Linked DNA regions of Homo sapiens: all the other regions are linked to region 4. A link is a contact called in ENCODE Hi-C or POLR2A ChIA-PET data. All regions are on one chromosome and are shown on one strand. The core of a region is the stretch at or near the end of the contact, and the rest is flanking DNA. Distances in the headings are between cores, read along the strand shown. Region 1 holds the start of SACM1L (SAC1 like phosphatidylinositide phosphatase). Region 2 overlaps SHISA5 (shisa family member 5). Region 3 holds the start of NME6 (NME/NM23 nucleoside diphosphate kinase 6). Region 4 holds the start of CCDC12 (coiled-coil domain containing 12).

Region 1 (5,933 bases), core at 2,114-4,613, 1.3 Mb after region 4:
TTTGGTGTCTAACCCTGTTACAATAATTTTTCATTTTTGGCTTTAAAAACTGTTACCAGAACTCAGTGAAGGAAAAGACATGGAAAGAAAACATTTCTCAAAGAAGGTACCTATGAGGTACACTAAGTACTTCATCTAAACTCTCTTTGGGCCAGGCATGGTGGCTCATGCCAGTAATTCCAGCACTTTGGGAGGCCAGGGTGCATGGATCACTTAAGACGAGGAGTTCAAGTTTCAGCAACATGGCGAAACTGAAAAACAGAAAAAATCAGCCAGACATGGTGATGTGCACCTGTAGTCCCAGATGCTTTGGGGGCTGAGGTGAGAGGATCACTTGAGCCTGGGAGGCTGAGGCTGCAGTGAGCTGAGCTCACACCACTGCACTCCAGCCTGGGTGACAAGTGAGACCCTGTCTCACAAAAATAATAAAAAAAAAAAAAAACTCTCTTTCAAACCTTACAATAATCCTGTGAAGTATCAACATTCCCATTTTACAGACTGAAACACCAATTCAGAAGGATTAAGTACTATGCCCAGGACACAAAACAAGTAGTCAAGTTAAGATATGAATCCATATCCATTCTGACTAACAAAACCTGAGATCTCTTGGCTCTACCATGGATGTGACCAGTATGTAAAGAGAACAGAGAGGAAGAAGGCATTCTGGGTAGAAGGATCAAAATAACACCCAAGTTTGAAGCTAGAAGGGGATGAGCCAAGTTTTGCAGAAGTGGGGAAAAGGCTCTGGGCAGTTACGGGAAATAAATTAGGCGACAGATTATAAAAAGGCTAGAATATACAGATGGCTAAGAAATGCAAGTTTGATCCTATAGGTCAGTAAGATGGAACTGGAAATTGTAAGCAGGAAAGTAGAGGATAAAACCAGAGCATTAGAAAGGTGAAATTCAACAAGGCAGAGATGGGCTGGAGAAAAAGCATGGCATAATGCAGACAGAATTATTATTTAAAATCCGAAGTAGGACAGGTGTGGTGGTGTGCATCTGTAGTCCTAGCTCCTCGAGAGGCTGAGGTGGGAGGCTCGCTTGAGACTAGGAGTTAGAGGCTGCAGTGAGCTATGATCAAACCACTGTACTCCAGCCTGGGCAACAGAATGAGACCCCATCTCTTTAAAGACAAAACGAAACAAAAGAAAAAAAAAACAAGCATTTCAACATTTAAATAAATCCTTTTAGCAATCCTTTTGTAATAAAATAATCGAACTATCTCTTTTGCATGGATATTTCTTAAAACACATCTCCAGACACATTTTAAAAAATGGCTACTATCTCCTACCAATTCTTACACAGAAACCAATTTCACTTCTAAATGCATCCAAAAAAGAATACTCCTTAGGGCAGGAGCCACATTTGAAAACCTTCAACAGCAGCCTCAGAGCAGGAAGGGCCAAAAGGAAGGAATAAAAATGGAAACTCTAACTCATAAACCCCTTGGTAAAGAAAAAGGTGCAAAAAAGTTGTACCTTCACATTTACAGAAACACTCTAAACTTTTTTTTCAGGGGGAAAAAAAGCTAGGACTGACAAATGAGAGAATGACTTTCACATAACCCCAGTTTGACTTTATCACCCAAATAATTTAAGAGTTTCCACTTCTCACAAAAATCAATACAAAAACATCATTCTTACTACTTCAGGGACAAATTTCCTTTCTCTTTTATGTATGCGAGGATTTGGGTTTGTTTTAAGGTCTGAACTGGTTAAATTTAGTGTTCTGGCAGCTGAAAAACAATCATCATAATTCTCAAGTTCTCCATCCTATTCAATCTTTGCCACGCTAAGCTGCATGAAGCCATGGCTCCATATGGCTTAAACACATTTGAGACCTGGTGTAGGATCACATTAAACCCTTCAGTGCCTATCAGATACACAATAACCTAATTAGCTAGCAGAGCACATGTGACAGTGGCCTGGCCAGAAACGCAGTGGAAGACACTTCCTTCAACTCTTTCACCAAAGACGAGGTGAGCACTTTGCAAAGGGGAACTGGGAGAAAATAGGGAAAGGTGGAGAGGAAAATGTGGAGGGAAGTGTGCAGCTAGGGTTTTCAAAGAACATTACAGTAAACAGAAATGGCACCCACAGGGGGTGCACTGTAGAAAAAGCAATCATCTTTTTTGCAACACATACAATGTGGAATAGATGACCTCTCTGAATTTTGCACCTCTAACTTTCCACTGAACCTTTCAGAAAGTTACTAGTGAGGTTGAGGTCTGAGGAGCTTAAGTGCCCAAACCACATTTTGGTGTCATTTCCCTGCAAAAGAAATGCGGTATCTATGCCTAACTGCCAAGGTATTTTAGCTCATATACAGGGATAGATAAGCTTCTAAAAAATTACATTTGTTTCTCCTACCAGATATTCCCAGGCTGTGGCCACCAGATTTTCAAACAGCCTAGGGGTAAAGCATTAAACACGAAGTGAGTACAACAAAATTATTCACAGACAAGAAAAGTGTGGATGCTAATGGGTAACACTAAGGGAAATAAACACATGTTGTTTTTAATCCAAGACAAACCAAAACCCTTAAAAACACCTATTTTATAACTCTTAACAACCACAGCCTCTGTATCAAAGACTCAAGAACTTGGATTTACCGAAAAGTCAATTTGCAGTACCAAAATTACCGAGATTAGCCTCTGGCTGTCGACACTGACTTAAGAACCTGCTTTAGGCTGGAGCTGTTTAAAATTTAAACCAAAGTAAACTCCTTCAGGACCTTAAGACTACTGACTGTACTTTAAATTTTTTCTGCACACTGAAGAGGGGGCAGGCAGGCTTCGGTACCCAGATAGGCTGTAAGCAAAACAAAGATTTGTTGATTTGTGCGTAGACTCTAAATTGCTGCTGTAGGTCCGTTAAGTAAGAGAAAACTCTTTTTCTCTGTTAAGTCATACAGATAAATTTAGTCGGTAGCTCTGCATAGAAAGTGGGGACAAGCGTGCCCTGAAGGGCCGCATCATAACGCCGACCCCGGCTCGGTGGGGGCCAGTCGGCAGCTTCTCTCTTCAGCCGTGGGCGCTGGGGCCGAGCACGGTGGAGAAAGGCCGGCGAGCCGCTGGTTCCCGGCCTATGGCTACTCGGGCGAGGCCTAGGAGAGGCCGCGCCGGCTGAGGAAAACCGGTAAATGCGAGGAGCTCCCACACCCTATCTGCAATCCGGGACTCAGAAGCCCTCCCCGAGGCCAGGGCCCGCACCTGCCGCCCCGCCCGCCGCGCCTCAGGCCTCTGGCCCGTGGGACTCACAGCTTCAGCTGCTCGTAGGCCGCCGTCGCCATCCTGCACAACCACCTCCTTCCTTCTCTCTCCGCCCGCCCCGCCCCGCGCCGCCACCTCGGCTACAACTCTACCGGTCACCCTGGCACAGCGGCCGCAGCTCCCAGCCTCTTCCCACCCCTTTCCCCGCCCCGCAGGAGAGCCGGCCTGAACGGGAGGCGGTGGAGGACAAATTAGTGCGCAAGCAAGAGCACGCGAGAGATGCCGCCGACGCGGCGGGTTGGAGTGCGACGAAGAGCGCCGTGACGAAGCCGCTGCGGATTGGTGGGGCGCGTTTTGGGGAAAGGCAGAGCAGCGGGAGCGCGGCGCAAGGGCAAAATGGATCGTTGGTACCCGGAAGCCCGTTCAAACTGTATAAGGGTGATCAGCTATCACGGAGAAGGCTTTAGCAAGTCGGGGCCAGTGGCGCAATGGATAACGCGTCTGACTACGGATCAGAAGATTCTAGGTTCGACTCCTGGCTGGCTCGCGATGTCTGTTTTGCCACACTTGACCCATGTACTACTGGGTCTTGTAAAGATGTATATTCACAATGTGAAAGTATTACAAGACCTTGGAAAGGTGTATGGTTAGAATGTGAAAGTTAAATATCTGAAATTTTGATGCCGCTTTGCTCACAATGTCATCCTTTATCCTTTAAACCTGGAGTTGTCTGAGGTGGTTTGCAAACTGCAAAGCGCCCTGTTCCCAATGATGCACCTGAGAAGTCTGTAAATGGGGTAAATTTAGGCAAACACACCTGGAAAAGTGGCATTTTGGAGTGGGGAATGCTGTGGCCGGAGGTTAGCAACCGGATGATGCAAAAGCGTATTTAAGGCAGCAGTTCTGGCCTTTCCCCGCCACGGAGCAGAAGCCCCCATAGTGATGTGAGAAGCGGCGCTGTCCCAGTTTACTAGGATGGGATGGGCTTTGGATCTAACCAGCAGCGAAGAAAACCTGCGGTGCGGCTGCGCTCGGTAGTAGGGGTCCACAAAGCGTCAGAATCTGCAGCAGCCCCGGCCTTTGCGAGCTCCAGCTCCGAAGTCAACCCGGCCCCCAAATTCCACTGGGAAACCTTAAGACACCGGTGTTTTTACCGTAAGAAGACCTCAGGTAATCTAGTATATTACCCCTCATTGTATGGATGCGCGACTTGGACACCCGAGAAGGCGCGAAACGTCTGCGGCCTAAAGGGACTCGAACCGGGGGATTATATGAGTCATCGGACACTGTCCGTTAACCAATCACTCAATCGATCAATTAATTTCCGCAACATAACGTTTTCCCCTGATAAAATTATAGATTTTTAAAATATATAAAATTATTGGGAATATTAACGCGATTCCCACCCTAAATCATTACTATTATTTTTTTTTTCCTTAAAGCCTTTTTTTCTTCTATATTTTTTAACATGGGCATACTTGCACATGTGTTTTTCCAAATTGGGGTTGTACGGAAATGGGTTCCTCATTTTGTCTCCTTACCTTTTTGTCTGAGATTTAAGGTCATTAAATATTCTTTGAAGATATTTCATCAGAGAGCTAGATATTTTAAGCAGAATCCTTATGCTGGGAATTTGGGTGGTTGTCAGTTTAACACCTAGAAAAAATGATGCTGCTTAGGAGTTCGAGACCAGCCTGGGCAACATAGCAAGACCTCATCTCTATTTACTAAATAAATAAATAAATTTTAATTAGCCAGGTGTGGTGGTGTGCACCTATAGTCCTAGCTACTCAGGAGGCTGAGGTGGGAGGATCACCTCAGCCCAGGAGGTTGAGGCTGCAGTGAGCTGTTACCATGCCACTGCACTCCAGCCTGAGCAACAGAATGAGACCCTGTGTTGAATTATTATTATTTTGAGACGGAGTCTCGCTCTGTCACCCAGGCTGGAGTGCAGTGGCGTGATCTCGGCTTACTGCAGTCTCTGCCTCCCGGGTTCAAGCAATTCTCCTGCTTCAGCCTCCCAAGTAACTGGGACTACAGGTGTGTGCCACCACGCCCGACTAATTTTTTGTATTTTTTAGTAGAGACGGGGTTTCACCGTGTTAGCAAGGATGGTCTTGATCTACTGATCTCGTGATCCGCCCACCTCAGCCTCCCAAAGTGCTGGGGTTAGATGTGAGCCACTGTGCCCGGCCGAATTATTTGTCTTACAAATTTCTAGAGGTGGAACGACCAGGTGGACATCTGTAAGGTCCATTTTATGGACATTTTTAAGACTTTTGTTACTTTCTGACTGCCCTCCAAAAAATTAAACCAAAACACACTTCCATCAACAGCACCTGTTTCTCTGTTTTCGTGCATGCTAACCAACACTGGCTATTATAAATTTAACCGTGATTTGCAATTTTCATAATTGGAATATGGAACTTCCTTTTACATGTACTTTATATATTTTCTCTTGATGTATTGAATTTTTTCTTACAAATTTGATTTTTTAATATATTAAGGGTATTAACTCTTAAATACGTTGCAATCTTTTTTCCAGCTTATGATTTACCTTTTCAAAATTTTTTTAACGGCTGGGCACGGTGGCTCATGCCTGTAATCCCAGTGCTTTGGGAGGCCAAGGCAGGTGGATCTCTTGAGGTCAGGAGTTCGAGACCCGCCTGGCCAACATGGTGAAACCCTCTCTCTATTTAAAAATACAAAAATTAGCAAGG
Region 2 (4,145 bases), core at 1,598-4,097, 1.5 Mb before region 4:
AGAGACAGGGTTTTACCATGTTAGCCAGGGTAGTCTAGAACTCCTGACCTCAAGCGATCCGCCCACTTCGGCCTCTAGAAGTGTTGCCACCGCGCCTGGCCAGTTTTTTATTTTTATTTTTTATTTATTTACTTTTTTGAGATGGAGTTTCGCTTTTGTTGCCTAGGCTGGAGTGCAATGGTGTGATCTTGGCTCACTGCAATCTCTGCCTCCTTGGGTTCAAGAGATTCTCCTGCCTTAGCCTCCCAAGTAGCTGGGATTGCAAGCACCCACCATCATGTCCGGCTAATTTTTTTTATACTTTCTCGAATTCCAGACCTCAGGTGATCCACCTGCCTCGGCCTCCCAAAGTACTGGGATTACAGGTGTGAGCCACCGCACCCAACCGTTTTTTATTTTTTAAAATCTTTTATCATCCAGTACAAAATGTAAGGCTGACTTTTTTTTTTTTTTTTTTTTTTTTGAGACAGAGTCTCACTCTGTCCCCCAGGCTGGAGTGCAGTGGTGCGATCTTGGCTCACTACAACCTCCACCTCCTGGGTTCAAGCGATTCTCCTGCCTCAGCCTCCTGAGTAGTTGGGACTACCGGCTAATTTTTAGTAGAGACGGGGTTTCACCATGTTGACCAAGCTGGTCTCAAACTGCTAACCTTGTGATCCGCCCATCTCGGCCTCCCAAAGTGCTGGGATTACAGGCATGAGCCACCGCACCCTGGCCACGAGACAGTTTTAATCTCAGCACTTTGAGAGGCCGAGGAGGGAAGATTGCTTGAGGCCAGGAGTTGGAAACCAGTTAGGTAACATAGTGAGACCCCTGTCTCTGCAAAAATAAATGTGGTAGTGCATGCCTGTGGTTCCAGCTACTGGGGAGGCTGAGGTGGGAGAATCACTTGAGCCTGGGAGGTGGAGGCTGCAGTGAACTGTGATCATATCACTGCACTCCAGCCTGGGCAACAGAGTGAGACCCTGTCTCAAAAAATAAATTAAAAAAGAAAAAGAATGAAGCTTGGCCTCTGCAAACACGGCAGGGTGGCTAGTAAGGGGCTCTGTCTGCATTTGGAAGTCAGGTTTTTTTTTTTTTCTTTCATTTTTGAGACAGAGTTTTGCTCCTGTCCCCAGGCTGGAGTGCAATGGCGTGATCTTGGCTGAATGCAACCTCTGCCTCTCGGGTTCAAGCGATTCTCCTGCCTCAGCCTCCCAAGTAGCTGGGATTACAGGCACCCGCCACCGTGCCCGACTAATTTTTGTATTTTTAGTAGAGACAGGGTTTCACCATGTTGGCCAGGCTGGTCTCGAACACCTCACCTCAGGTGATCCGCCCTCCTCGGCCTCCCAAAGTGCTGAGATTGCAGGCATGAGCCACTGCCCCCTCCTAGAAGTCAATTTTGGTGAGCTTCCCAGCCCAGGGCCTGCTTTCTCAAAGGGCAGGCCCTCTGGCCTCCTGCCTCCAGGCCTCTGTGTCCTCCCCTTGGCTCTTGGCCCTCTCACCTGTGGAAGTGGCCATGCAGGTCAGAGGTGGGGGACCCAGGGGTGTGTGTGACCCCTGGCACGGTGCTTGGCATACAGCAAGCTTGCAGGCAGAGGCAACTGTCCTTATCACTCAGGGGCCAGCCTCCCTGCCCTGGGGCTGTTGTGGAGTGCAGGGGAACAATGGGGGCCTCCTGTTCTGGCCACACTGGCCTCTGCCCTCCTGGGGCTTCTCTCAGTCTTCACCCTGTGCTTTGTGAGCCATGTTATCTTCACTGTCTGCCTCCTACACTGGACTGTGGGCTCCCAGAGGCCAGGGCTGGCTGTCTTGCCCACTGTTAAGTTTTTTGACTCAAATCACAGTGCCTGGCTTGTGGCATGTGCCCTATACCCATCTGCTGATCAGTTGGTTGTGAGGTGGACAAGATAGATGTATGTGTGTGGCATGGGACTTGAAGAGCTTCCTCCCATGCCTCTGAGGGTGGGACAAGCGGGGGAGACCCAGGGAGAGACAGTTACAGGGACTCACATATACCCCAGTTTACACAAGAGGAAACAGATTGAAACAGGTGCAGGCCACCCGACAAGGAAGTAGCTATAACTGTATTGCCCAGACCCCTTCTGGCAAGAGGGGCATGCCTTGGGAAGGTGTGGATGCTGGTCTGGGGAGGGGCGAGGTGCCCCGGGTCACGTCTAGCTCTTTGGCAGGTTCGGAGCGACCTTGGCCGTTGGCCTGACCATCTTTGTGCTGTCTGTCGTCACTATCATCATCTGCTTCACCTGCTCCTGCTGCTGCCTTTACAAGACGTGCCGCCGACCACGTCGTAAGCGTGCCCACCCTGCCCCACTGTGACCCCCTGGGGTGGTAAGGGAAGCTGACCAGGCCCTGCTTTGGCTAAGCTGGAGGGATGGGTGGCAAGCCTGGCTCTCAAGACCTGGGGAGATGGAGGAGGGTCCTGACTGGAATTCTCTTTGCAGCGGTTGTCACCACCACCACATCCACCACTGTGGTGCATGCCCCTTATCCTCAGCCTCCAAGTGTGCCGCCCAGCTACCCTGGACCAAGCTACCAGGGCTACCACACCATGCCGCCTCAGCCAGGGATGCCAGCAGCACCCTACCCAATGCAGTACCCACCACCTTACCCAGCCCAGCCCATGGGCCCACCGGCCTACCACGAGACCCTGGCTGGTGAGTGCCCCTGCCAACTCTAGCCCTGCCCGACTTCCCGAGTCTCTGCCAGCATCCCTCGGGCACCCATCCCAAACTACATCACTCAACAGGCCTCTGCCCCTTTCTGCTTGCCTGCCACTCACACGGCAGCCCACCATGCTCACAGCCAACCAGGGTCCTCTCTGCTTTCAGGAGGAGCAGCCGCGCCCTACCCCGCCAGCCAGCCTCCTTACAACCCGGCCTACATGGATGCCCCGAAGGCGGCCCTCTGAGCATTCCCTGGCCTCTCTGGCTGCCACTTGGTTATGTTGTGTGTGTGCGTGAGTGGTGTGCAGGCGCGGTTCCTTACGCCCCATGTGTGCTGTGTGTGTCCAGGCACGGTTCCTTACGCCCCATGTGTGCTGTGTGTGTCCTGCCTGTATATGTGGCTTCCTCTGATGCTGACAAGGTGGGGAACAATCCTTGCCAGAGTGGGCTGGGACCAGACTTTGTTCTCTTCCTCACCTGAAATTATGCTTCCTAAAATCTCAAGCCAAACTCAAAGAATGGGGTGGTGGGGGGCACCCTGTGAGGTGGCCCCTGAGAGGTGGGGGCCTCTCCAGGGCACATCTGGAGTTCTTCTCCAGCTTACCCTAGGGTGACCAAGTAGGGCCTGTCACACCAGGGTGGCGCAGCTTTCTGTGTGATGCAGATGTGTCCTGGTTTCGGCAGCGTAGCCAGCTGCTGCTTGAGGCCATGGCTCGTCCCCGGAGTTGGGGGTACCCGTTGCAGAGCCAGGGACATGATGCAGGCGAAGCTTGGGATCTGGCCAAGTTGGACTTTGATCCTTTGGGCAGATGTCCCATTGCTCCCTGGAGCCTGTCATGCCTGTTGGGGATCAGGCAGCCTCCTGATGCCAGAACACCTCAGGCAGAGCCCTACTCAGCTGTACCTGTCTGCCTGGACTGTCCCCTGTCCCCGCATCTCCCCTGGGACCAGCTGGAGGGCCACATGCACACACAGCCTAGCTGCCCCCAGGGAGCTCTGCTGCCCTTGCTGGCCCTGCCCTTCCCACAGGTGAGCAGGGCTCCTGTCCACCAGCACACTCAGTTCTCTTCCCTGCAGTGTTTTCATTTTATTTTAGCCAAACATTTTGCCTGTTTTCTGTTTCAAACATGATAGTTGATATGAGACTGAAACCCCTGGGTTGTGGAGGGAAATTGGCTCAGAGATGGACAACCTGGCAACTGTGAGTCCCTGCTTCCCGACACCAGCCTCATGGAATATGCAACAACTCCTGTACCCCAGTCCACGGTGTTCTGGCAGCAGGGACACCTGGGCCAATGGGCCATCTGGACCAAAGGTGGGGTGTGGGGCCCTGGATGGCAGCTCTGGCCCAGACATGAATACCTCGTGTTCCTCCTCCCTCTATTACTGTTTCACCAGAGCTGTCTTAGCTCAAATCTGTTGTGTTTCTGAGTCTAGGGTCTGTACACTTGTTTATAATAAATGCAATCGTTTGGAGCT
Region 3 (6,538 bases), core at 3,750-6,249, 1.3 Mb before region 4:
AAACAAACAGCCTCAATTTTTAAAATTTGCAACAACCTTAAGCAGTGATAACATTTGGGACAAACAAATAACAACAACAAAAAAAAAGTAAAAGAAAAAGCTGAGAATAGAATGTCCATGGAGCTTTTGAAAAGCTCTGGCATATTTCTAGGAATCTAGAAGACCAAGAGCATGAGCAGGTCTGTAATATGTCCAGGAGAATCTTTAGAAGGCCCTATGTGCTCACCTTGGCTGACTTTAATGCTCTAAATAGCAAGAAATGAAGTCTAAAGCAGAGTTGTAAACTGCCTGCCTGACCATTGAAGGCATGGCTCAATACATACAGAATACCTCGGCAAAGGCAGAAAGACTTATTGGTTCCAAGTATTTAAAAACACTATGTCCAATCATTAGATGACCACTAAACTAATGGAACAGAGTCTTCAATGGTTACACACTACCAAGAATACATACTTTAAAAAATTAATTGATAAAAATCACTACACAAATGAATAGCAACAACAAACCTGGGGGAAGGGGAGAATCTGATTTCCAAAGTTGCCACATTATGTTGTTTAAAACATCCAATTTTCAATGAAATATTGTGACACATACAAAGAAACAAGAAAGTCTGGCCCATACACAAGAAAAAAAGATCAGTCAATAGGAATTGTTGCCAAGAAAGCTCCAATGTTGGACTTACTAGACAAAGACTTTAAATCAGCCCAGGCAGGTGACTCATGGCTATAATCCCAACACTTTGGGGGCCTGAGGTGAAAGGATCACTTGAGGCCAGGAATTCAAGACCAGCCTGGACAACATAGTTGTCCTATCTCTACAAAAAAATTAAAAATTATCAGGCATGCTGGCACGTGCCTGTAGTCCTAGCTACTTGGGAAGCTGAGGTGGGAGGATTGATTGCTTGAGCCCAGGAGGTTTAGGCTACAATGAGCTATGATTGTGCCACTGCATTCTAGCCTGGGTAACAGCGAGGCCTTATTAAAAAAAAATACACATACATACATGTATACATATTTTTTCAAAGAGATAAACTATGTCTAAAGAAATAAAGTATAAGAATGATGTGTGAACAAGTAGAGAACATCATAAAGAAATTATTTTTTTAAATATAACTTTCTTGAGGTGATAAGTACAATAACTAAAGTGACAAATTCACTAGAGAGGCTCAATAGCAAAGTTGAACAGGTAGAAGAAAGAACAAGTGAACTTGAAGAAAGATTGACATTAACCAGTGCGAGGAGCAGAAAGAAAAAGGAACAGAGCCCTGGAAGCCTTTGGGATATAATTAAGCATAACAACATAAAGATAATGGTAGTCCAGGAAGGAGAAGGAAGAAAGAAAAGGGCAGAAAGATATTTGAAGAAATAATGACTGAAAATATCTCAAATTTTTCAAAGAATGTTAACATATGCATCCAAGCAACTCAGCAAACTCCAAGTAGGACAAACTCAAAGAAATCCACACCTATACACATCATAATCTCTGTCAAAAGCCAAAGACCAAGAGAGAATTTTGAAAGCAGCAAAAGAGAAGCAAATCATTAAGTACAGATGACCCTCAGTAAGATTAACATCTAGTTTCTCGTCAGAAATCATGGAGGCCAGAAAGCAGTAGGATAACATATTCAAAGTGCTAACAGAAAAAAAACATCAGCCAAGAATTCTATATCCATAAAGAAAATCCTTCAGAAATGAAGAAGAGTGGTGACTCACTCCTGTAATCCCAGCACTTAGGGAGGCTGAGGCGGGTGGATCATCTGAGGTCAGAAGTTCAAGACCAGCCTGGCCAACACAGTGAAACCCTCTCTACTAAATATAATTACAAAATTAGCTGAGTGTGGTGTTGCATGCCTGTAATCCCAGCTGCTTGGGAGGCTGAGGCAGGAGAATTGCTTGAACCTAGGACGCAGAGGTTGCAGTGAGCCAAGATTGCACCATTGCACTCCAGTGTGGGCAACAAGAGCAAAACTCCATCTCAAAAAAAAAAAAAAAGAAAAAAAGAAAAGAAAAGAAAAAAAAAGAAATGAAGGAGAAAGTAAGATGACCAACAAAACTAATAAAAACCGAAATAATTTGTCTCCAGCAGATCCACCCTGCAGGAAATACTAAAGGGAATACTTTAGGCTGAAGCGAAAGGACACTTAAATCCACAAGGGGAAATAAAGAGAACTGGTAGAGGTAACTACACAGTTAAAGACAGTATAAATATATGGTTTTGTTTGTAAATCTTTTATTCTCCTATATGATTTAAAAGACAATTGCATAAAGCAATAGTTAATAATAAATAATAACAGCCAGGCGCAGTGGCTCATGCCTGTAATTCCAGCACTTTGGGAGGCCGAGGCGGGCGATCCATCGCCTGAGGTCAGGAGTTCAAGACCAGCCTGGCCAGCATGGTGAAACCCCATCTCTACTGAAAATACAAAAATCAGCCAGGCGTGGTGGCAGGTGCCTGTAATCCCAGCTACTTAGGAGGCTGAAGCAGGAGAATCGCTTGAACCCGGGAGGCAGAGGTTGCAGTGAGCCAAGATCACGCCATTGCACTCCAGCCTGGGCAACAGAGCGAGACTCTGTCTCAAAATAATAATAATAAATAATAATAACAAATTATACGCTTGATGATGTGTCACAGGTTTCTGAGGCTCTGTTCCTCTTTTTCTAACTTGTTGAGATGGAGGCTTACTGAATTTCCAGTCTTTCTTCTTTTCTAATATATGTATTTTAGGCTACAAATTTCCATCTAAGCAAGGCTTTAGCAGTATCAATTTTTAAAAAATTGTATCTAAGTACAGTATACATACAGAATTCACATAAGCGTAGCATTGAATGAGGCACCTGGTCAGTACTGTTTCTAAGTGTTTAGTAAATGTTTTTTATTACTACTGTGAATTGTCCTTTGCCTCTTATGCCATAGCATCCTGGCAATGGGGAGGGGTTTGAGGGTGGGATGGTGAAGAGATTCTGGGATTCCATTTTATTGGAGCATTTTTTTCCCCTTGCTTCTCATAAGGTGTCTGTCGGGGAGAGATCTGTGTCACTTATTGCAGTTTGTTGCATGCTGGAATGCTGCAGATTCTGGAATGCCATCTGTATCAGTTGTCTGGAATTTGGTTTCACATAAGGTTCTTGTCTTCTGTTTAACTGGTTTGCTGGGACTTCTGAAGTCCTGATGATCATACTGGGAAGGCAGACTCAGGGGTGGCGATGCTGGCTGTGGCCCTCATCTGCTGGGCCATGGTGGTTATTGTGTTGCTTCTTTTGCTGTGTCCTAGAACAGGGGCTTTACTGAGCCACCCATGTCCTCTGAGAGCTTTGCAACTTACAAGGACTGTTCTCTTCCTTCAGGGGCTGGGATGACTTGCTGATTTAAGCCCCTTTGTTGAGATACAGAGGTATTGTCATAATGACTGGGACTTGTGTTGCTCATCTTTGAGGAAGATTTGTTTAGGCTTGCTGTTATCCACCATATCTTTTATTTAGAGTAGTTTGCTGGCTAACTCACTGGGTCCTTTGGCCTACTGCAGATTCAGTTGCTACAACTCCGTCAGTGATTCCGTGTAGGGAGAAGTAATGGGTTGTCATTTTTGGAGTCAGGGTTGGGGGCCTGGGGTTTGAGAATCAGGTCAGAATTCATGGGTTGAGGTTTAGGGATTTGAGGTTGGGATTAGGAGGTTAGAAGATAAGCATCAAGGGCTCAGGATCTAGAGACCAGGTCTAGGATTAAAGGATTATAAATTTAGGGACTAGGGCTTGGGTTAGGATTGGAACTGAGTAGCAGAGGAGTTAAGATTAGAATAGGGGGTGGTGGTCAAGGGTCTAAACAAAAAGAGAAGAGATGCAAGGGTCTGCGGAGAGACTGGAAAAACTTTCCTCGTAAGTTCCCAAAGGTGACTGGGTATCAGGAAACTATTGGGAAGTGGCTTCTTATTGCTGCAGGGACAGAAGCCATGAGTTGGGGATAAACCTTCCAAGAGGGCAACACCTGTGTAGGCAGACACCGAAGTCAGTTAAATGTGCAAGTAAGTCTTTACATTGATGACAGTTATCGTTTATTTTCATTCTTCTCATTCTCAGTGATTTCCCTCAAAAAAAAAAAAAAAAACCCAAGAAACCAAAACACTTTTTTTTTTTTTAACCATCTTTATTCAACCTGTCACCAAGTTTCTGGTCACCTGCCACAGCTGACCCCCGATCCATTCTCCCTGTCCCCATCCTCTCCATACATCACAGTACACACCAGGAATACCCCCAGTTCTCATCTCCTCACCCTGGGCTGCGTCAATAGACTCCAGAGTAACCCAAACCACACCCTGCTGCCCAGATTCCTAATGACACGTGAAAGGCCGTTATGACTTGCTTTCCTCATGCCCTATGCACACCTGGGCTCCAGCCAAGGATCCTCCTTCATCAACCCCCATATTAGCTACGATCCTTCATGCTAATGTATCGCTCAGAGCTCAAAAGACTTTGAAGGGCCTGTGCCTTCGCTATCGAGCGCTTAAGTTCTTTGCCCTCCGCGTACTTTTGACAAATACTGGGCATCAACCATGTTCCAGGAACTACCCTGGGCAAAGAAAATAACTGGGCAAGGTTTCCATCGGTGTCTCTGCTGGCGGGCATCGCCCCCGCCGGGCCGCCACCCTGAACGAGCCCGTCCGGTCCTCTGGGTTCCGCCACCCTGCGTAGCGCTGCGCCAGCACCCGGCCCAGCACTCCCTCCCGCCGAGGGCGCCCAGGCCGGCTTCCGAGGGCGCCCAGGCCGGCTTCCGAGGGGCGGTTCCCACAAGCGAGTTCCGGCGCCCAGAACGGCTTCATCCTCTCGTCCCGTCCGCGGCAAATGCATGCGCCTGGAAAACCCGCCACCCTCCAGGGCAACTCACACCTCACCTCACGCCGCGGCGCAACCGGACTAGGACCCCGAGCAGGGCTGCCCAGGGAGCGCCTGAAGGACCCTGCGAGGGCCGCAGGCTATCCAGCGTGGCGCCTGGTGGCCGGGCCCTGTGCCGGAGGACAAGGTGAACCCGCAGCCGGACTTCTGCTGCACTGGGGCTCCGAATGACCCAGAATCTGGGGTGGGCTTAGGCCCCGGGTACGAGGGGTGAGGGCTGCGCGGTTGCAGGCCTAGAGAAGTAGGGGGCTGGGTCGAGAGTTGAGGCCGTGAGCCCGGGGGGCTGGAGGGCGTGGCCACGGGGGTAGGGGCGCAGGTCCCGGCCGCGCGTGGGTGGACCAGGGCTGGGCCGCCGCCCTCCAGGAAGCGAGTGGTGGCCCCCTCGAGTGCTGGGGTGGCAGTGTACCGACAGCTTTACTTTTTTTTTGTTTTGGAGACGGAGTCTGGTTCTGTCGCCAGGCTGGAGTGCAGTGGCGCGATCTCGGCTCACTGCAGCCTCCGCCTCCAGAGTTCAAGTAATGCTCCTGCCTCAGCCTCCCTAGTAGCTGTGACTGTAGGCGCGCGCCGTTATGCCTGGCTAATTTTTTTGTATTTTTAGTAGAGACGGGCTTTCACCATGTTGGCCAGGATGGTCTTGATCTCCTGACTTCGTGATCCGCCCGCCTCGGTCTTTCAAAGTGCTGGGATTACAGGCGTGAGACACCGCGCCCTGCCTAAAATTTTTAATTCTCATGGAGTCACCTTTAAGTCTAACAGGATTCTCGACTTGTCAGTTTGTTGTAAACCAAGAGTCAAGACAGCCACAACTTAGCTGCGTTAGTAAAGGAACCATGTCCTCCCTACAGGCCGCGTGTTCTTGCCACGAGAACCCCTAGCAGCCTGGCCTTGGAATGGCTGGATGAGGTGCATTCGTTGGTTCATTCAGATACTGTTAAGAGCCAGCTGTGTGCTAGGTACTGCTTACACCTTCTGGTGGTGAAGACGGAACTGAAGGGAACTTGCAAGGAGCTGTGAGAAAGTGTAACGGGAAGTGAGCTAAGATCACTAAGGTGGGCAGGAGGCAACCAGAGAAAGCACATTCAGGACTGCGAAAACTACTCACACAAAGGCTGTCAAGCCAGAAATTCTTTCAAAACTGAAAGGCCCATGAGGTTGGAGCTAGAGAAACTTAAGGAGTGTGGGGTTCCAGATGAGGCTAGAGAGGTACGTGGGGAACCACAAGATCATGCAGAGCCTGGGAGGCCGTGATAAGGATTTTGGTTTTTATTCTAAGAACAGGGTGCCCTTTAAAGGGTTAAGGAGGGGAACCATATGATTAGATTTTCATGTGTGGTTCACTTTGGCTGCTGTGTGGAGATTGTAGAGGTTGGCAGGACAGAAACTGGGAGACCAAAGAGGAGGCTGTCAAGATGTCCAGAGGGGAATGATGATGTCTTAGAGTTATGGTGGTAGCAGTTGAGGATGGGAGAATGGTATGGGTTTTGAGATATATTAGGTAGGGAAAATTGCCAGAAGTTGGTGATCGTGTGGATATGAAGAGTGAGGGAGGGGAGGTGTCATGGATGTCTCTGTAGACAGTTGCTGAAAATGACGTGTTACCACCTGTGGCATTAGGGAGAGTGGGTTAGCTGATCTTGTACTGGTTAGATTGG
Region 4 (6,285 bases), core at 3,753-6,252:
CATTAACATCCCTCACACTCACCAGCTGGTTTAAGCCCCCTTTACCTGCCCATGCACCTAGAGCCTGCCCATAGCTATGGGGCAGTCCGAGGAAGGAGGACTAGGGTAGGCTTCTCTTCAAACCCTCTGCTCCTTCACAACCACTGGGGATGCAGGCAGAGAAGCTGGGGCGAGGGGACCCAATGGGGCCAGGAAAACAGGAGCCTTCTCTGGTCTGGACCAGCTATAATGGCTACCTCTCCACAGAGTCCAGGAAGCCCCTGAGGTCAGGGCTGTGTCAGTTTTTTATTTTTATTTTATTTTTTTGAGACGGAGTCTCACTCTGTCACCAGGCTGGAGTGCAGTGGCGCGATCTCGGCTCACTGCAACCTCTGCCTCCCTGGTTCAAGCGATTCTCCTGCCTCAGCCTCCCGAGTAGCTGGGATTACAGGCACACCCCACCACGCCCGGCTAATTTTTGTATTTTAGTAGAGATGGGGTTTCACCATGTTGGCCAGGATGGTCTCGATCTCCTGACCTTGTGATCTGCCCGCCTCGGCCTCCCAAAGTGCTGGGATTACAGGTGTGAGCCACCGTGCCCGGCCAGGGCTGTGTCAGTTTTACAGGCAGGAAGCAGAGGCTCAGAAGTCGAGTTCGATCTGAGTTATACCAAAGAGGGACTCTACTCCATGCCTGGCCTCCTGCTGGGGCCTGGACCTCTCACAACCTGAGCGGACTGAAGAGGCTGTGGTCCTTCTGGCCTGGACTCCAGGTCCGTGGAAGACAGTGGGCCAGCCTCCTTATGGAGGGCCAGCGTGTCTGAGCATGAATTCCCCCCACTGACAAACTGTTCAGGGCACACAATGGTCCATTGTGCCCAGGGCACACCTGAGCCAGGAGCATGATGCCAGGCAGGTGCAGGGAGGGAGGTGCTGGGTGAAGGGGAGGGGAGTGTTACCCTGGGATCCCTCCCTGCTGTGGGTACAGAAGGAAAATGGGGGACTATGTGTGTGAGACGGTGTGAGTGATACCAGGTTCTCAGCTGATGGGACACCCACGTCTGAGTCACTCCCCTCACCTTCTGACTCCACCTGAAGTATTTTCTGAGATGGGTGGGGAGCTCAGGAGGAACGGGCCTCCCTCCAACCTTTTCAGACATCCCTCAGGGCCTCAAGGACCCACCCTCACCCTGGGCATCCAGAGGAAAACCTTTTCTTCTGCTCCTAGAGAGGTCCTGGGTCTACCCCTCAGAATGGGGGTGGGGTGGGGTGGGTCATTTCAAGTCAGGGAAGAGCTTATCACAGCCTGTTCGCTGGGGTGTGGGGGGATGCAACTCAAGAAGGACCTGAAGTGGGAGCATTCCCCTTCCACACACCTCCCTACCTTGGCCCACACCCCCAGACCCGTTGGCCACGACCACCCAATCAGGCCGCGCCCAAGGGAGAGGCAGCTCATAGACAAATTGAGTCCCCCTCCCCCTAGCCTCCTGGCCAGTCTCCAGGTCTCTCCAGGTCTCAGTTTCCCCATTTGTAAAAAGGCCAAGTGTCCGGCCGCCTCGGCCCAGGCCACTCTCCTCTAGCAAGAAAGACTCAGGCTGCACGGTCCTGCTCGCGGGGGTGGGTTGCTATGAAGTGCACGACCGCGAGCTCTGTCCCCAAGGCATAAGTGCCAGAGGCACCCGGCGGGCTGGGGGCACACACGTGTGTGCGGAGCCGGAGCATGCCCTGCGCGCGCGCGCCCGCGCGCGCGGCTACGCGGCCCCAGCGGCGCGGGGCGCCAGGTGCAGCAGGCGCGGGGCGCGCGAAGCTGGGGGCACCGCGGGTGCGGGTGCGGGCGCGGGGCGGGGCGGGCTCACCTGCGCGTAGTAGAGCAGCCACAACTCGTACAGCCGCTCCGAGGCGGCCATGGCCCGGCCCGGCTCCGGCCCTGCTGCGCGCCACCTGTCGCCGCCTCCTCCGCGCCGCCCGCCGGTTGCCCTCGGCCAGGCCCATGGGCGGAGGGCGTCACTCCGGGGCGGAGCGGCGCGGTACTACTGGGGAAGTCTGCGGCTGTGGCCTCCGCGGCGCAGAGCCACCCAAGTCTGCTCGCTCCTCCTCCTCACTGCCGGCCGCCGCCCAGCTTCCTGCACTTCGCTGCAGTCACCGCCGCCCCGCCTCTCCTGGGACCATGTAAAGGGCGGAGAGCCTGGCAGGAGGAGGGGCCTATGGGCCGGGCGGCCCGGGAGGGTGCCCCGCTGCCCTGCCCCACCAGTGCCATTGGAAGGGCCAGCCTGAGCCTCCGGGACGAGGGTCGGGGTGAGGAATTCCAGACTTCCCCAGGGTCTGAATCCGCCCAGGACGCTGCTCGCCTGACTGCATTTGCCGCCATTCAGGGAAGGGGCGGCGGGCCGCGTGGAGGTGGCGAGGGTCCTTCAACAATAATCTCCACCACCACCATGACGACCCCTTGTAGCGCTTATCAAATGCCAGGTGCTACTCTGTCGCTTTATGGGAAGACCGAAACGCAACTTTTGAGCTCTAGCTGTTTGTGGAGTGTGATGGCGGGAAGTTAGAGAGTAGCAGGACTAGCCTGAAATACCTTCGGGGCCGCGGTGCCCTCCCAGATCCCAGAGAGGCTTAGACCGTTGCCACGGGTCCCCCTCCCTCCTCCAGGAAGCCTTCCCAAACGCTCCAGTGGAGGGGCTCCCCCCATTCCCCAACTCCAGGGCCCAGAACTTGCTTCACATATGTTGTTTCTTTAACCTCAACAGGTGGGTGCCTCATGGCTCTGTTTTTTGTTTGTTTTTGAGACAGAGTCTCACTCTGTCGCCCAGGCTGGAGTGCAGTGACTCGATCTCGGCTCACTGCAATCTCCGCCTCCTGGGTTCAAGTGATTCTCCTGCCTCAGCCTCCTGAGTAGCTGGGACTACAGGCGCGTGTCACCAGGCCCAGCTAATTTTTTGTATTTTTAGTAGAGACGGGGTTCCACCGTGTTAGCCAGGATGGTCTGGATTTCCTGACTTCATGATCCACCCGCCTCGACCTCCCAAAGTGCTGGGATTATAGGCATGAGCCACCGCACCCGGCCGGCTCTGTTTTACAGATGGAGAAACTGAGGCCCAAGTTGACCAAATGAGGACCACTTGGGCAGCAGGGGCAGGGACCCAGGCTTGACTGACTCTTTTTTGGGTCCCTGCCACCATCACCCCGTGCCCCCTTCCCCATCCCCTTACCTCACAGTCTGGACACGGGGAAAGGGGCACGGGGTGATGGTGGCAGGGACCCAACCCCTGGTGTTGGGCAGGGATCAGGCTCTTTGTTGGGGCTGGGGAGAAGTTTTCTGGGCCCAGAGGGGTGCTACTCGTTCCAGGAGTTGACCAGTCTGGAGACTCCTAGACCTTGGTTGGCCAAGACAACAGAGACCCTGTCCTGTTTTGTTCTCCCAGCTTCTTGGTTCACCTCTGGCCTTTTGTCCTGCTTCATCCATCATAGCTCTGAGCTGAGGTTTCCTGAGCACCTCCAAACTGCATGCCAGGCCTTGGCAGAGCAACCCATCCACTACAGGGAAGAAGGCTTAGACAGACCCAGGTTAGTGAGGACAAGAGGGTTAGTGAAGGGAGGGCTAGATCTGCAGTCTGTGGCCCATGGGCCTCTGAAGGGAGTTGGAAGGGGAAGAGTGGATGTCCACCTGTAGCCAGCTTGGGAAGGGAAGACTCAGGGAGGGAACAGCCTAAGAGGCTAGTTGTCCCCTGGCAGTGGAGGTGGAGAGGGGGCGGCATGGTCTCCTATTCCCAAGTGAGAGGGGGTGTGGCTTTGGGGACCCCCACATACTGAAAGAATATCTTGACTTCAGCCTAAGTGGTCTCGCGGTTATCAGGACACTCTAGTTCATGCAGGAAAGAAGACTCTGGCAGCTTCTGCTGGGTAGCCATGAATCTTGTGGCGACTTGCAGTCGAGGCCACCCCAAGTCTTTCTAAGCTGGGGATTGGGGGCAGTACTTGAGGCCCACTGGACCCAGGTTGGGGTTTGCTCTTCCCCGGGAAAGGTAACTTGACCCTGAGGACTTTGCTGCTCCAGGAGGGGATGGGAATGAGAGGGGATCATCTTTGAGTCCAGAGGGAAACAGCCATACAGTCAGGTCCCCCTCACTGTGCAGGCTTTGTCTGAGCTGAGAGTGGTCACAGAGGGGCTTAGGGGCGCTTGTCAGGTGAGTCCGGGGAGCCACTGACAGCTGCAGAGGTGTAAGTCATACCTTGTATTAGGGTGGGATCGAAGTGGAGGATCAGGGAAGGCTTTTTTTTTTTTTTTTTTTTTTTTGAGACGGAGTCTTGCTCTGCTGCCAGGCTGGAGTGCAGTGGCACGATCTCGGCTCACTGCAACCTCCGCCTCTCTGGTTCAAGCGATTCTCCTGCCTCAGCCTCCCGAGTAGCTGGGATTACAGGCACGCGCCACCACGCCCAGTTAATTTTTGTATTTTTAGTAGAGATGGAGTTTCACCATGTTGGCCAGGATGGTCTCCATCTCCTGACCTCGTGGTCCGCCCTCCTCGGCCTCCCAAAGTGCTGGGATTACAGGCGTGAGCCACCGCGCCCGGCCCAGGGAAGGTTTCTTGAAGGCATTCGAGCCTTGTCAGGTCAAGTGGACAAGGATGAGTCAGGGCATTCCAAGAGGCCAGCATGGAGTGATTAGTGTGGTTAGTACTTGGGCAAAACCGGAGCGATCGACGCACTCTTTTCTCCTTCTCTCAGGTCTGAATTCCACTTGCTGCTCTTTCACTGATCAGCGTTGGATAAATCGAGCCTTAGCTTTTTTTTTTTTCTTTTTTTTTTTTGCTGGCTCCCCACCCACTAGGCAAGTTGTCCGGAAGAATAAGGGCGGGGCGGGGCGGGGCGGGGCAAGGCGGGGAGGGCTCGCCCATAATAACCCCGCATTGATTGGCTTTCAGGACCTCCCAGTCTCTCATTCTCGTCCTTGGATTGGCCGCGAGACATTTATCCACTCTCCTTAGGCCTGCGCGATGCAAGACGGGAGAAAAGGAGGGGCGTACGCGGGCAAGATGGAGGCAACTACGGCTGGTGTGGGCCGGCTAGAGGAAGAGGCGTTGCGGCGAAAGGAACGGCTGAAGGCCCTACGGGAGAAAACCGGGCGCAAGGTGAGAAGTGTGGAGTGAGGGTCGCAGTTGAGGCGTCCAGCGTTCGGGGTCCGGGTCGCGCTTGAGGAGAGCAAAGGGCTAATAAGGAAAGACAGCTGCCGAGGGCGCGCATGCGCGGGCGCTAACGCATGCGCGAGAAGACGGCGCCCTCCCACGATGTCTGGGGCTGCTTGGCGTGGGACTCCTCTGGCGCTGGTGCGGTCGTCGCGCATGCGCGGGGGTGGGCAAGGCAGTGGTCAGCGACCCGCAGTCCATCTGACTCCTGCTTCCCGGGTGTTGCTCGTGTAGGTATCTAGGGCTGCCTGTAGGTTCAGATGCTTGTTGGGTTAGGCGTGATTTGTTCCGTTCCTCTATGGCCTAGCTGGTCTTTAACCCCCGCCTTCGATTCTGAGTCAGACAGACTCCCCAGTCCGGCAGCACTCCTTGGACAGGGCAGCAAGTGACAGCAGTGGGTATACAGCCGGAGTCGTTTCGTGCAAAAATCAAAAAGAGGCCGGGCACGGTGGCTCACGCCTGTAATCCCAGTGCTTTGGGAGGCCGAGGCAGGCGGATCACTTGAGGTTAGTAGTTCGAGACCAGGCTGGGTAACATGGTGAAACCCCGCCTCTACTAAAAATACAAAAATTAGCCGGGCGTGGTGGTGCGCGCCTGTAATCCCAGCTTCTCGGGAGGCTATGGCAGGAGAACCGCTTGAGCCTGGGAGGCAGAGGTTGTAGTGAGCCGAGATCTCGCCACTGTACTCCAGCCTGGGCAACAGAGCGAGACTCCGTCTCAAAAAAAAAAAAAAAAAAAAAATCGAAAATAAAAGATTTAGCCGGGCGCGGTGGCTCACGCGCCCAGTACTTTGGGAGGCCGAGGTGGGCGGATCACGAGGTTAGGAGATCGAGACCATCCTGGCTAACACGGTGAAACTCTGTCTCTACTAAAAATACAAAAAAATTAGCCGGGCGTGGTGGCGGGTGCCTGTGGTCCCAGCTACTTGGGAAGCTGAGGCAGGAGAATGGCGTCAACCCAGGAGGCGGAGCTTGCAGTGAGCCGAGATCCTGCCACTGCACTCCAGCCTGGGCGACAGAGCGAGACTCCGTCTCAAAAAAAAAAAAAAAAAAAAAAGAAAAGATTTATTTCTAACTAAGGGTGGGCCTTAGAAATTGGGAACGAGGGCCGGGCACAATGGC

Evidence for each region. A loop is a pair of places that touch in the nucleus more often than their neighbours do. ChIA-PET counts read pairs that join two places held with the same protein, here RNA polymerase II (POLR2A). Pooled maps may share reads with other maps.
Region 1: a loop to region 4 is called in a map of naive thymus-derived CD4-positive, alpha-beta T cell, with 9 times the contacts of the local background. The contact joins the promoter of SACM1L here to the promoter of CCDC12 in region 4. A Hi-C loop is called at or near these places in 1 of 168 maps with a recorded cell type or tissue (naive thymus-derived CD4-positive, alpha-beta T cell), 1 of 37 single-sample maps with no recorded cell type and 10 of 50 pooled maps. POLR2A ChIA-PET finds 5 or more read pairs at or near these places in 2 of 52 experiments (AG04450 and WTC11).
Region 2: a loop to region 4 is called in a pooled map, with 4 times the contacts of the local background. The contact joins the enhancer-like site here to the promoter of CCDC12 in region 4. A Hi-C loop is called at or near these places in 6 of 50 pooled maps. POLR2A ChIA-PET finds 5 or more read pairs at or near these places in 3 of 52 experiments (BJ, GM12878 and activated T-cell).
Region 3: a loop to region 4 is called in a map with no recorded cell type, with 9 times the contacts of the local background. The contact joins the promoter of NME6 here to the promoter of CCDC12 in region 4. A Hi-C loop is called at or near these places in 2 of 37 single-sample maps with no recorded cell type and 5 of 50 pooled maps.

What each region holds. Positions count from the first base shown.
Region 1 is chr3:45,686,826-45,692,758 of GRCh38, reverse strand. SACM1L (SAC1 like phosphatidylinositide phosphatase) reads right to left here and starts at 3,363. Exons shown (of 20, transcript NM_014016.5): 1 at 3,262-3,363. The coding sequence starts at 3,293. It overlaps LIMD1-AS1 (LIMD1 antisense RNA 1), which reads left to right and starts at 3,877. Exons shown (of 3, transcript NR_033947.1): 1 at 3,877-4,383. It overlaps TRR-ACG2-1 (tRNA-Arg (anticodon ACG) 2-1), which reads left to right and starts at 3,688; the gene lies at 3,688-3,760. RefSeq lists a silencer at 3,172-3,351 and enhancers at 3,382-3,671, 3,932-3,981, 4,492-4,561.
Region 2 is chr3:48,467,873-48,472,017 of GRCh38, reverse strand. It overlaps SHISA5 (shisa family member 5), which reads left to right. Exons shown (of 6, transcript NM_016479.6): 4 at 2,175-2,290; 5 at 2,445-2,657; 6 at 2,832-4,142. The coding sequence ends at 2,911. Among named protein-coding and RNA genes, the nearest start is that of TREX1, 3.7 kb to the right of the region's middle. RefSeq lists enhancers at 1,948-2,097, 3,191-3,957, 4,099-4,145. Within about 2 kb of position 2,847, at least 5 of the 41 ENCODE cell types and tissues checked have a DNase peak (open chromatin) inside an H3K27ac peak, as active enhancers do.
Region 3 is chr3:48,299,828-48,306,365 of GRCh38, reverse strand. NME6 (NME/NM23 nucleoside diphosphate kinase 6) reads left to right here and starts at 4,999. Exons shown (of 6, transcript NM_001308426.2): 1 at 4,999-5,013. RefSeq lists silencers at 4,577-4,796, 5,097-5,296 and an enhancer at 4,887-5,016.
Region 4 is chr3:46,975,462-46,981,746 of GRCh38, reverse strand. It overlaps CCDC12 (coiled-coil domain containing 12), which reads left to right and starts at 5,002. Exons shown (of 7, transcript NM_001277074.2): 1 at 5,002-5,110. The coding sequence starts at 5,015. It overlaps NBEAL2 (neurobeachin like 2), which reads right to left and starts at 2,081. Exons shown (of 54, transcript NM_015175.3): 1 at 1,835-2,081. The coding sequence starts at 1,885. RefSeq lists enhancers at 246-1,026, 3,710-4,410, 4,980-5,289, 5,114-5,815, 5,816-6,285 and 1 more and silencers at 1,725-2,064, 2,165-2,354, 4,750-4,889.